Regions from separate parts of the Homo sapiens genome. Here region 1 is linked to region 2. Evidence: chromatin contacts called from ENCODE POLR2A ChIA-PET data. All regions are on one chromosome and are shown on one strand. Each heading gives the region's core, a stretch centred on a gene start or an enhancer-like site at or near the end of the contact. The rest is flanking DNA. Distances are from core to core; before and after follow the strand shown. Region 1 holds the start of CBX2 (chromobox 2). Region 2 holds the start of ACOX1 (acyl-CoA oxidase 1).

Region 1 (6,439 bases), core at 624-3,123, 3.8 Mb after region 2:
GGACGCTGATTTATTTTTTTCAATGTGTTAGTATCAAATTCTAGCAAATTTATTTCTTAAGCAAAGAAATCATTCCCTTTTCAAAGCCTTCTTTTCTTTAAAAAGAAATCAAGCAAGTATCCCAGCATACCATGAGTCAAAGAGGAAACTGGAAACTTCCAGGGCAAAATCTTAGACCCAAGATGAATTCTGCAAGGAAACGTGATGTGAAACTGATCCAGCTATTTGTAGGATTACAATAAATACACCTTTGCCCTCAACTCCACAATTTACTGCCAAGCTGCACAAGACAGGGATACAAAAGGAGCCGGCGGAGACACTGTTAGCGGATCCCTTCACTCCAGAGGCCAGTTTTATCCCAACACAAGGATTCTTTACTGCCTCTGCCCCTGAGTAAACAAACACCTTCCCCCCAAGGACATTTCCCTTTCTCCTGCCCTCTTTGCAAACAACATCTGAATTTGCACGTACTCTCCAGGAAATCAAATGAATGTAACCTATCTAACCAAAGAAACTGAAGAACACGCCATAAATTGAAAGATCGGTTCCTACAGTTCAGTATTTTCTCCAGTAGGCCTTTCTGTAAAAACAAAAAAACACATTTCTCCTGCAGAACCCTTTATAAATATGGTTTTGATGATCACAATTACATTGAGACAGTCTCCTACAACAAGAAACGACTTTTGGATCTGCTCAACAGAAAGAGAATTTTGCAGCTGTGTTCAAGGAAGCAAGAAAAGCAGAGAGTGAATTTTCATGGAGTTAGACTGCGTTGAGACGAATGAAGCTAAGGCTCAGGTCTCTTTCATTACGTGTTTGACTTGTCCTGATTCAAAATCTAAATAACTTAAAGGGTGATTCTTCATGGAATTCGAATCTTAACACCGGAATAAAAGGGTAGCCTGCTGACGACGATCACAGGGAGGACAAGGGGTCACCCCCACTTTCATAACATGGCCTGACCCTTTTCTGCCGCGGACAATTGATCCGAAGGACGCCGGCTGCCCAGCCCTGGCGGGCCACTACTGACCTAGTCCGAAGTTAGGAACAGCCTTGCAAACCGCCCCCTCCCCCTCCATTTCATCAAAATCGGGGAACAAATTCAGAAAAGGTGCAGCTGGTTTTCTCCCTACACGTGCCCTAAAACTCGGGGGCTGGATCCACTTTTCATAGCTGTTTAATAAGAACTCCGGGCAGTTCGTATTACTTCTTTCTCAGAGTGCTTGGTGGTTTAAGTTAAAGCATTTTCCTCTCTCGCCTTTGGGGGAAAAAGCCTCGGCTGCTGGGGTTTGTGGGCCCCTCCCCCGGACTTCGTCTTCCTTTCCTTCCCCAGCCCCCGACCCGTTTTGCTCTCGTCCAAAACAGAGCGACTCCCCCGCTGCCGAGGAAAAGCCAGTTCAAGAAGCCGGGGGAAGGGTGGGGCCCCGCGTGCCCCGGAGCAGCGCCCCTCGAAGGCGGGGGCAGGAAGCAGCCGCCGCGCCCCGTCCCGCTTCCCTCCCTTCGGGCCAGAACAATGGCTTTTTGCCCGGAAAACGGAGTTGGGAGCAAGGGCGGGCGCGCCCCGGGAATCACGCGGGACTCGGTGGGCGCCCCAGGCCCGAAGTCCCTAGGCACCTCCTCCCCCAGCCAGGGGCCCGCCCGCGCCCCCACCCCCGCCCCCGCCCCCGCCCGGGGCCCCGCGCGGGACCCCCCGCCGGAGCGCGAGGCCCAGCCCGCCGCGGACAATGCGCGCCCCGCCCCGCCCCGCACCCGCCCCCCCTCGCTGATTGGCCCGCACGGGATTTGGGCAGCGCGCGGGGGCGGGCGGCGGGCCGGGGCGCGGGCGCGGAGCGGCGGTGCGCGTGCGCGGGGCGGGCCGGCGCCGGGCGGGGGCGGTGCTTTGTGTGCTGCCGGCGGGGCGCGCGGCGGTCCGGGCGGGTGACTGGCGGCGGGCGCCGCGGTCGGGCTGGCTGCCGGGCAGCATGGAGGAGCTGAGCAGCGTGGGCGAGCAGGTCTTCGCCGCCGAGTGCATCCTGAGCAAGCGGCTCCGCAAGGTGCGTGCGGCCCGCCGGGCCCCCCGCCCGCCGCCCGCTGTCCGTCTGGCTCACGGCCCCTCTTCTCTCCCCGCAGGGCAAGCTGGAGTACCTGGTCAAGTGGCGCGGCTGGTCCTCCAAGTGAGTCCCCCGCGACGCCGCGCCCCCCTCCCGCCCCCTCGCCCGGGGGTGGGGACGTGGAGCCCCTCGGCCGCGCCGTCCGGTGGCCTGGGGGCGCCCGCGGGCAGAGCGGGAAGTTCGCGGGGTCCCCGCGGGCTCCTCCGGCTCTGAGGGGGGCGGGGGCCGCCCGGCCCGAGGTTGCCCTTTGTTTACACGCCCGCGGGTGCAGAGCTGGGCGGCCCCCCGCGCCAGAACCTCCTCGGCTGCCGCGCCGCGCTCCCCCCAACCCCCGTCCCGGCCGGGAGGGAGGCGCGGGATGCAAGCCCCCCTCCTCTTGGCCAGATTCTCCCCGCTGTAACCTGAGCTTGCTATTGATGGATGTAGAGTTTCTTTTTTTTTTTCTTTCTTTTAATGGAAGGGAGGGTGTTTGGCATCCCCGGAAGGGGCTCTCTGCACAGCTGCTCCCGCGGCCCCGTTTCTGCGTCTTCCCGGACCCCGCTCTTTCTTCGCTACCCCTCGAGGTGCCCCGGCCCGCGCGCCACATTGTTCTGGATCTCGGGCTGGGCGCCTGTGCCCCTCCCTGCATGCTGGACCTGCCTTCCCTTCCTCCTCTGGCTCCGGGCCAGGGTTTGGGGGAATCCCTCTCTGCAACTTTGCGTTTTATGGGGGTTTGTTTTTCTCCCAGGCAGAGACTGTGGGAGTCCTCTTGTGGCCTTGTTTTAATTGGGGGGTTGGAGCGGCAGTTTCCCTTTGGGTCTGAGGTTAGAGTGCTGGCTTGGTGGGGGGTGGCCAGCCTCCAAAACCTGGGTTTGGACTTTGAGAAGTGCCATGGTGCTACGGTGCCACTGCCATCGGCCCAAGTCGAGGAGCGGTGAGGGCGAGCCCCCTCGGGCTGCCTTGCAAAGCGGTGATCATCAGCCTGGCGTCTAATGCTGCCCTGTCCTCTGCTTTGCAGACATAACAGCTGGGAGCCGGAGGAGAACATCCTGGACCCGAGGCTGCTCCTGGCCTTCCAGAAGAAGTGAGGACGCTGACAGCACTGGGGAGGGTGTGGGGGAGGGACGGTGGCTGGTTGGAGTCGTGCTGGGCGCTGCTCGCCTGCCGGGAGGCTGGAGCTGGGGCTGTGGTCTGAGGTCCCTTAGCAAGATTGTGTCCAGGGCCATCTCTGTGGCTGGCTGTAAAAGTCCCCAGCCAGCCCCTCTCCCACCTTCTCCTAGCCAGCCTGTATCCATCCCTGAGAAGAACCTAAGTAAGTGCTGCTTTGGTGTTTCCGACAGCCATACTTGCAAAAACCAACTTTTTCAGTTGCTTCAGATAAAGATGTTATAGCTTCTCTTGGCCTTTTCTGCTGAGTAATTTGCACATGGCGCTAACAGAAAACCAGGAGAGCAGGTTTGCCACAGTGACGCAGGTCTGCCCTTCCAGCCCTGCACGCGTGTGCCATCAGGCAAGAAGGCTCAGAGAGGGAGCTGGAACACACAGCACGCAGTTGTGCCTATTGTGATGTCTCTCTCAAGAAAGAAACATTTATTTTGCTCTGGCCTGCAGCATACAGTACCAAGTAGCACCATGAGGCCGGATTGGGCCAGACTTGTTTCTGTAATTCTAGATGTCATTTCTATTTTTAGGTAGGAAGTTTAGGTTAAGAGATAGGCCTCCTTGAGATGTTCAAGGGCAAGGGGTGGTGAGGAGAGGGCAGTGGATGTGCCCACCTGGCATGAAGGGCCAGGGAGTACTGTTCAAGCAATGGCAAGATGGGGGGTGGTTTCACTGACGGCTCCCCCTGGATCCCCTGGCTGGACTTGCCCTGTGGATAGAGGCAGAAGAATTGGTTGCTGGAGTCTTTCCCAGCCAGGGTCAATCTGGACGGTTTGTTCTCTGGTAGCAAAAGGTGCATTCCCTTTTTTCCACTGTAGCGGGACATATTGGGTCTTCCCAGAGGGGTCATGATAATGGGGAAATAGAGTTTTCTGGTGGGGCGAGCAAAAAGAAGAGCCTGTGCTTGCTTAAATCCCTTTGGAAAATCGTAACAGCAACCCATCGTCTTCTGTTAGTTCCTGTCTGGGTGCTGTGAGCCTTGGGGTGGGGGAATGGCTTGGCCCACTTCAGAGGCTGGTGCGCTTCTCTGGATCTAAGACGGTGTCCTAACTGTTGAGAGAGATTGTGGTTTTGGTTAGAGCAGAAACACCTGAGATAAGAAGAGTGTAAAACCCATGGGTGGCTTGGATGACATCGTGGAAGAAAGAAAACAGAGAAGGTGGGACAGCCTTCTCCATCCACCAAAATGTTAGCTCTCTCTGGGCACTAGGAGCTGGCGGTTACCTGCTTGGTATTGGAGGGGGTGGGGGTATGGCCCTTGGCGACGCACAGGATCACAGCAGTCAGTGCACAGGTTAATATTTCAGCGGAGGAGATCCATGCAACACTTCATTGTCCTTTTAGGAGATTTCAGGTTAAGGACCAGCACTTAAGAGTATGAACTTTGCCTGGTACTAATCAGAACTGTGTTGAGGAGGTTGCCTTCCAGGCCCCAATGAGATGATGTTTGCCCAGATAATTACCAGGGCCCCTTTTCTGAAATACAGGCTTTCCCTGGGGGCTGGAGGTTCTGCTAGCACTTCATGACCCTGGAGGTGTGGAGGCTCTTCTGGGGGCGGGGGGGGTACTGCGAGTGGTGCGTGCATTGAGCCTTGCCTGCCTCAGACCTCGGCACCTCTGTCATCTCCCTCAAGAGTAGAGTTTAGGAACAGAGAGGTATTTTTAAAAAGGAAACAAGGAGAGTCATGTGCCAGCAGCCAGGCTCTGCGAGGGCTGGAGGACAGGGCCCACGGTGCTCCTTGCCCGGGTGAGGGTTTTATGCACCAGAAGCTGCCCAGGGGATTGGTGGCATCTCCTTGTCCTGGGCTTCCTTCTCCTATTGAAAGTAAGGAGGTTGGACCGTGTGGCCACCGAGGCCACTTCTGGTTAGAATATGCTAGAATTTCCATGCAGCAGTGCACCTGCAGGAAGCTGTCTTAAGTCAGAGAATACTGGGGCGTCATTGTTTTCCCAGCGTTGCTTTCCTGTCTTCAGCTTGTCCTTAGCCAAATGAAATGGGATGGCTGGTTACTGACCCTAGTGCAAAGAATGGGGTCTGATCTCTGCCTTGGGTATTTGATGATGTGTTTGCGGCAAACAGGATAAGCTATTACAGGCCAACAGGAATAGGGTGCTGGAAGCCATAGAGTCCCACATGGTAGAAGGGGTACGCACAGGGCTTCTCCCCCATTAACTAGTGGTGTGCCTTCAGGGAACATGAGAAGGAGGTGCAGAACCGGAAGAGAGGCAAGAGGCCGAGAGGCCGGCCAAGGAAGCTCACTGCCATGTCCTCCTGCAGCCGGCGCTCCAAGCTCAAGGTGGGTGGCTGCGCTGGGTATGCTGACCCCACCTCCCAGCACCCCCTTGGCGTAGGGGGCAGGCAGAGGGAGGGTTTGGGGCCCTCAGGAAGGGGGTGGCACTTCTGCCAACAGTCTGTCCCTCTACTCGGAAAACAGGAGCCCCCTTTCTTCCTGTCTCTCAGCTTCTGCTGCCAGGGGCCCCAGCCGGCTGAGAGTTCCTCCCCGCCCCTCCCAGGGGCTTCCTGCTTCAGCCTGTCCTGCACGCCTCTCTGCTGGGTGGCAGGGTCAAACTGCTGCAGACAAGCACTCTTCCCTCCCAGGGGGTCCTTGGGGGACGGAAAGGAACAGGAAGCATGCGTACAGTAGGTGCTCATAGGATTGCCGGCTGGATGTGACTCAAAAGCCTAAGATTTGGGGGCTACTCCGGGCCCACCTGCGGGTGCACCTTAAATCGAGGTGGCCACGAAAGGCAGGGCTGACTGAATAGCCAGGGGGTGCCAGGAGGGGCCTTGGAGGAGGGCAGAGGCAGTGTGGGCTGATGATGTGCTTTGGCCTTCTCGGGACTGTCCTGTCACCCCTCCTCGCTACAGTGATGGGCTCACCCCGCCACAGGTATGCATGCGCCCCTGGGGTCCGTGGTAGGGCCCCTCCCTCCCCTGAGGACAGGTGAGGCAGGACAGGATGGGGGAGGAGGGCCTGGCCTCAGTCCCGGGTGTGGCTTTGATTCCCTCCTCCGGGCACTGTCCCTGGACCTTCGCGTGTTGTGGCCACGAGCTCAGTCACTAACTGAACCTGCCTTTCCAGGAGGATTTCCTGAATGAACAGGATTCCCTGCTGTAGAATCTTGTTGGCTGGTCTACACTGGCCTTACGTTATCTTGAAAATCTTCCTTTTGAGCAGGATTGTGGGGGCTGCAGGAGTTCTGCTGAC
Region 2 (6,689 bases), core at 2,021-4,520:
AGAAAGAGGAAGAGAAAGAGAAAGAAAAAGAAAGGAAAAGAAAGAAAAGAAAAGAAAGAAAGAAAGAAAAGAAAAGAAAGAAAGGTGATGTATTTCACAATTAATAGCATGTCACGGTTAACTGGCAGCATTCTTTCTTTCTTAGTGGTACACAAAACACTGGTGTGAGTTATAATCGATGAGATTATATAACCGAGGCTTTAACTCGATAGCATGCGATAATTTCCAGGACTCATTTACAAACCCCTTCTCTTACTTAAAAACTGATCTCCTTGTCATATCCTAAGGACATTGGAAGTGTGTCAAAGGGTGTGTTAAAGTTTGTACTTTAATACTTCACATGAAAAATGATACACAAAACAACTTCCCGGTGTCCATGAATCTTTAACCCGCATAAAAGACTTTGTTCTATTTCATTGTGACCTCACTCGAGTCTGGTTCACATTATCAACAGGTCACAGGTTATGAAATCATCTCTATCAGCTTTGAAATGCACTGCACCACCCATTCAAACACACACACACACACTCAACCCACTTTTTTCCTGACGTTTCAAGAAGGAATAAAATCTTACTAATTTTTTCAAATTTACAAACACAACACAGGTATCAGTAACATAATCTTCTAGGAGGAGTTACTCTATCTCAATATCCCCACAGCCATGAGTTACAAACTTCAAAAACAAAACAGACCATTTGGAAGTATGCTGATTTGAACTACCAAAAATAAATAAACAAAATTTTTTCGTTTAAAACTGAGTGGAGCTCTGAGGAAAGTCCAAAGTGCCAGAGTAAACCATTTCATCTTCACAAAAATAACCCAAGTCAAGCTGAAAATCGATACCAAAGGCACTAGAGGCAGTGACCATTATTACCATAAAGGCAGAACGTGCAACATGTTCTATTTAGCTTGGTTCTAGTCTATACACCACTCATACGATTTAGTCTTTACCGATGAAAATACTGGAGTTCCTTTAAAATGGAGAAACCTAAAAGAGAAAATGCCCAGGAATAAATGAGAAAAAAATGCTATAGGCCAAAATAATCTTGTACTAGGATCATGTAATAGTGTTTGTTTAGGTTAAGGCAAAAAAGTCTTTTTTTTTTTTTTTTTTTTTTTTGAGACAGAGTCTCTCTTTGTTGCCCAGTCTGGAGTGCAGTGGCGTGATCTCGGCTCAGTGCAGCCTTTGCCTCCCAGGTTCAAGGGATTCTCCTGCCTCAGCCTCCTGAATAGCTGGGACCCCAGAAGCGCACCACCAGGCCCGGCTAATTTTTGTATTTTTAGTAGAGAGAGTTTCACCATTTTGGCCAGGCTGGTCTCGAGCTCCTGGCCTCAAGTGATCCACCTGCCTTGGCTTCCCAAAGTGCTGAGATTACAGGCATGAGCCACTGTGCCCGGCCCGAAGTCCTTATTTTTATTTATTTTTACCGTTCCTTGTGGAGCAGGGTGGATCACGAGGTGAGGAGTTTGAGACCAGCCTGGCAACATGGCGAAACCCCATCTCTACTAAAAATACAAAAATTAGCCGGGTGTGGTGGCGGGCGCCTGTAATCCCAGCTACTCAGGAGGCTGAAGCAGGAGAATCGCTTGAATCCGGGAGGTGGAGGCTGGAGTGAGCCGAGATCGTGCCACTGCACTGCAGCCTGGGCGACAGAGCGAGACTCCGTCTCAAAAAACAAAAACAAAAACAAAAAACACAACAAAACACATGGTCTGAAAAAAGGATATACTCTCTTCCACACTAGAACCAAGGCAGGTTTTTATGACGTCTCTCTCATATGCACAAGACAACCATTCAAGCACTGTCATGGATTCAGAACTACTGGGTTCTTAGACTTTCTATTCATTCAGAGGCGTCACAGATCATTCTTCATCCAGGTCCACACTACCATATAATATAATCTGCTATTGCTCCAAAATATTTAAATGGTCGTGCAACTAAAAAAAAAAATGCTCCCAGATTCAGAATTTTAGCAGTCCTCCTTACAAAGAGCAAAATGATTCTGCATTTAAATCAGTCAAATTTGAGTTGCTTGGGCAGAACAATGCTTTTACAACATCCTTGAAACTGTACTCTTGAGAACAAAAACTCCTGCATTTCCATTTATTATCAGCATTCTACAAACACGTCATCCCACGAAAAGGCTTGGATACAAAAGTGATCACATTATTTTTCACACATATAACTTTATTTATTTATTTATTTATTTATTTTTTGAGATGGAGTCTCGCACTCTTGCCCAGGCTGGAGTGCAGTGGCGCGATCTCGGCTCACTGCAAGCTCCGCCTCCCTAGTTCACGCTATTCTCCTGCCTCAGCCTCCCGAGTAGCTGGAACTACAGGCGCCCGCCACCACGCCCGGCTAATTTTTGTATTTTCAGTAGAGATGGGGTTTCACCGTGTTAGCCAGAATGGTCTCGATCTCCTGACTTGGTGATCCGCCCGCCTCGGCCTCCCAAAGTGCTGGGATTACAGGCGTGAGCCACCGCGCCCGGCCACACATATAACTTTATAAAGTTGCATGAAAATATGCCAGTTTGCATCTTCAAACACCAAGCACGGTGATGAAAGGCCACCATAGACCGCAGCTGTAAAGTTTAGGCTTAACAACACTTGCTCTGTTCTAAGGCATACCTACTTTTTAAACCACATAATTTCATCAGGGTCAGCGATGCCAAACTCCCTCATCTTCTTCACCATGATGGCACTTTTCCTGACAGCCACCTCATAACGCTGGCTGCGAGTGAGGAAGTTCAAGTCCTCATGCTGGAAGTCTGGGTCGTTCAGGATCATGTTCTCTGAAAGGGGGTTAAAGGGCATTAAAAGGCAGACAGACACTCGGGCCTCCGTTCCACCCTCCCTGAATCACAATAGGCTTCAGAGTCGCGGACACACCTGGGGAATGGCGATATCCCCCCACCAGGGACACAGGCTGTTCCTCGAAGTGGGGGTCCCGGCTCCCCTAACGCTGGGCCAGAGGGCCTAGGCCCCACAGCGCCCCTGACTCCGCATCGAGGGAGTCTCCAGCTTTTCTCGGGAAAGGAGGGAGGTCTCGCCCGCCGCCCTCACCGATCTCTCGGCGGCGCCGGGTTTTCTCGGGGCTGCCGTCCAGGATGTGTGTAAGCAGCTCCGGGTTGAAGCTGGCGGAATCCCGCTCCCTGCGCAGGTCCGGGTTCATGGCGACGACCAGCTGGCAGCGAAGTAAGCACCGACCGAGGTGGCAGTGACAATCTAAATCCGCAGCTCCAGCGCCGGCCGGACCCTAGGAGGCAGCCTCAGGACGGCGCAAGTCCCCGCCTCCGCTCGCCCGGCCCGCCCCGGCCCGCCCCTTCTTTCTCCGTGGCCCTTTGGCGCGTGAGTGACAGCGGCCCAGACAGAGGGGGCGATGTCCGCGTCGTGGCTGGGGCCGGTCGCGGGGCAGACTAATCCCCTGCTCCTGGCCAGGGGAGGCTCCCGAGCGGATCCTCGGGAAAGGGGCTCCGAAGGTCAAGAAACTGCCCTGCTGGGCGTCCGGGGAGTGGGAAAATAAAGCACTTTTTGTATCCCGCCCCTCCCCCGTCACGTGACCACGCGAGGCGGAAAGAAGAAATCCGAGGACCGGCGACGCCTAGAACAGGTTGGCTGGGGCCTTGGGAAGGGGGCGGGACAACGAGGCTGAGGAGGGATTGCGCCTGCACTTGCCCCCCTCTTACCCCGCGGCCTCTGTCACGCTTCCGGGTCCGTGCCCCTAGGCCTCTCCGAAATGAGAGTGGTCGGGAGACTCTGGAGTCTGGGGCGGGAGATGGGGCTTTGCGGAATTGCTAGGGAGGGTCACTTGGGCTTTTGCCAAATCCACCCGGATTGGAGAAGAATGGGACGGGAACCAGTCTCTTTGGGGAGAGGCTCCAGTTACCTTTTGTTAAGATAATGGCGTCTTTACTGGCAGAGGCGTGGGTTCCGGGGCCCTGGGTGTGGGATTGTGAGCGCTGTTCAAGGGGTGGACGGGGACTTAGAATGAGACCAAGCGGGCGGTGCTGCTCTAAGCCTTCTGTCTGGGAAACCAGACATTTTCCCCCGCAACCTGGCAGTTACTAGAGGTCTTGGAATCCAGACTTCTTTGCTTTCGCCATCACCGTCATCAAAGTGGGAAATGCACACTTACTGTTAAAACCTAGTGTAGGGCCGGGCGCGGTGGCTCACGCCTGGAATCCCAGCACTTTGGGAGGACGAGGCGGGCGTATCACTTGAGCCCAGGAGTTCAAGACCAGCCTGGGCAACATGGCAAAACCCCATCCCTACAAAAAATACCAAAAAATTAGCTGGGTGTAGTGGCATGCGCCTGTAGTCCCAGCTACTCTGAAGGCTGAGATGGGATGGTGGCTTGAGCCCCGGAGGTGGAGGTTGCGGTGAGCCAAGATTGTGACATTGCACTCCATCCTGGGCAACATAGTGAGACCCTGTCTCTACAGAAAAAAAACAAAAAACAAAAACAGTTCTGCCCAGTGGGATTGTAGACAAGGGAGATTCAGGGATTTGTTGAATCATCTCTAGTCATTTTTTTTTTTTTTCTTGAGACGGAGTCTCGCTCTGTCGCCCAGGCTGCAGTGTGGTGGTATGATCTCAGCTCATTGCAACCTCCACCCCCTGGGTTCAAGCGATTCTCCTATCTCAGCCTCCCGAGTAGCTGGGATTATAGGGGCTCGCCACCACACCCAGCTAATTGTATTTTTAGTAGAGACAGGATTTTGCCATGTTGGCCAGGCTGGTCTCGAATTCCTGACCTGTTGATCCACCTGCCTCGGCCTCCCAAAGCGCCGGGATTACAGGCGTGAGCCGCTGCGCCTAGCCTGTCTGTAGTCTGTGTAATACTATGACTTTGGTTTTCTCAGAAGTAAAACTACGAGAGATGCATAACATTCATAATTTGAATAATAGAACTATAATACACACTCTTAACCCCTAGGACCTCAGGATCCTCATTTGTCTTATTAAGCTGCTGATCTCAGGCCCCTTCAACAGCAGAGAGGGTGTCTAGTTTATTCTCTGTACCTGGCACAGTGCCTGCCCCGCTAAAGGTGCTCAGGAAATCTTTGTGGAGTGAACAAATGGCTGCTTGACAGCTGACCTTCTAGTTCTAATATTCTAGGAAACCAATTGCTCTTAATGTAACAATGATAAGGGGTGTACTTAGCATTGAATAGAAAAGACTTAGATGAAGAGCTAAATTTGCTGAGTTTTTATTTTGAAATAATTTCAAATTTACACGAGAATTACAAGAATAGAACAAAGAACTTTTCTTCTGTGACTTTAACGCTTTTTTTTTTTCTTTTGAGATGATGTCTTCCTCTGTCACCCAGGCTGGAGTGCAGTTGCATGATTTCAGCTCACTGCAACCTCCGCCTCCTGGGTTCAAATGATTCTCATGCCTCAGCCTCCAGAGTAGCTGGGACTACAGGAATGTACTACCACACTTGGCTAATTTTTGTGTCTTTATTAGAGGCAGGGTTTCACTATGTTGACCAGGCTGGTCTCCAACTCCTGGCCTCATGTGATCCGCTCGCCTCAGCCTTCCAAAGTGCTGAGATTACAGGCGTGAGCCACTGCGCCTGGCTGGCTGACATTAACACTTTTGAAGTGTATAAGCCCATTGTTTTGTAGTGTTGGGTCTCAGAAAACAATACCCCAAAATGAAGGCCTCAGAAGCAACCCACAAAGCAAGTTGTTTTTTTTTTTTTTTTTACCTTCTGTCCTCCTCTCCCTCAGGTGCATTCTCCCCCGAGCCTAGCCAGAGAAGTTAGAATCCTCTTCCCCAAGGCAGGTCATAGAAAACAGAGTCATTTACCCCCAAAGCCAGCCATAAAACCCTAAATATAAGCTGGGTGCGGTGGCTCACGCCTATAATCCTGGCACTTTGGGAGGCCAAGGCAGGTGGATAGCGAGGTCAGGAGATCGAGACCATCCTGGCTAACACGGTGAAACCCCGTCTCTACTAAAAATACAAAAAAAGCCGAGCGAGGTGCCATGTGCCTGTAGTCCCGGCTACTCGGGAGTCTGAGGCAGGAGAATCGCTTGAACCGGGGAGGCAGAGGTTGCAGTGAGCCGAGATTGCACCACTGCATTCCAGCCTGGGCGACAGAGTGAGACTCTGTCTCAAAAAACAAACAAAAAAAACCCTAAATATATTACTCTTAACTTTCCCTCCTTCTTTTGGTGTAAAAACTGGCCAAAAAGAAATTATCTGACCTAGCTTGTTTGACTGTAGGCCATAAGACTCCATTCCAGAGAGGGTCCTCCCCCACACCCAGAAGGAAGGAATGCCTGTTCCAAGAGGCCAAGAAGAATCTAGACAGACAGGCCTTGCTGGGCCTCCCCACTCAGTCTATCAGCATTAGATCATACCTTTTATGTTCAATCATTTGCATAAAAATGTACAATTTCCCCTGTATCTTTGGGTCTTCCTTCTGAAGGCTCCCATATGTACATGTTACATAAATTTGTACACATTTTTGACTATTACTCTGCCTTTTGTAAGTTGATTTTTTGCAGCGAAACTTCAGAGGGCCCCTTGGCACCTACAGTAGAATGTCCCTTAATTCAGATTTGTCTGATATTTCTTCATGATTAGATTCAGATGATGCATTTTTGGCAGGAATACCACACAAGTGATTAATAGGAGAAAAGGCATACACATGTATTTGATCATAGTTTTG

Evidence for each region. ChIA-PET counts read pairs that join two places held with the same protein, here RNA polymerase II (POLR2A).
Region 1: POLR2A ChIA-PET joins it to region 2 with 14 read pairs in A673. The contact joins the promoter of CBX2 here to the promoter of ACOX1 in region 2. POLR2A ChIA-PET finds 5 or more read pairs at or near these places in 2 of 52 experiments (A673 and CD8-positive, alpha-beta memory T cell).

The regions. Positions count from the first base shown.
Region 1 is chr17:79,776,275-79,782,713 of GRCh38, forward strand. It overlaps CBX2 (chromobox 2), which reads left to right and starts at 1,874. Exons shown (of 5, transcript NM_005189.3): 1 at 1,874-2,033; 2 at 2,110-2,153; 3 at 3,088-3,153; 4 at 5,422-5,527. The coding sequence starts at 1,962. RefSeq lists silencers at 1,679-2,058, 2,069-2,138 and an enhancer at 2,534-3,127.
Region 2 is chr17:75,975,896-75,982,584 of GRCh38, forward strand. ACOX1 (acyl-CoA oxidase 1) reads right to left here and starts at 3,271. Exons shown (of 14, transcript NM_004035.7): 1 at 3,070-3,271; 2 at 2,639-2,798. The coding sequence starts at 3,178. It overlaps TEN1 (TEN1 subunit of CST complex), which reads left to right and starts at 3,345. Exons shown (of 4, transcript NM_001113324.3): 1 at 3,345-3,616. It overlaps TEN1-CDK3 (TEN1-CDK3 readthrough (NMD candidate)), which reads left to right and starts at 3,322. Exons shown (of 10, transcript NR_037709.1): 1 at 3,322-3,616. RefSeq lists enhancers at 2,445-3,028, 2,934-3,163, 3,029-3,612, 3,734-3,833 and a silencer at 3,244-3,313.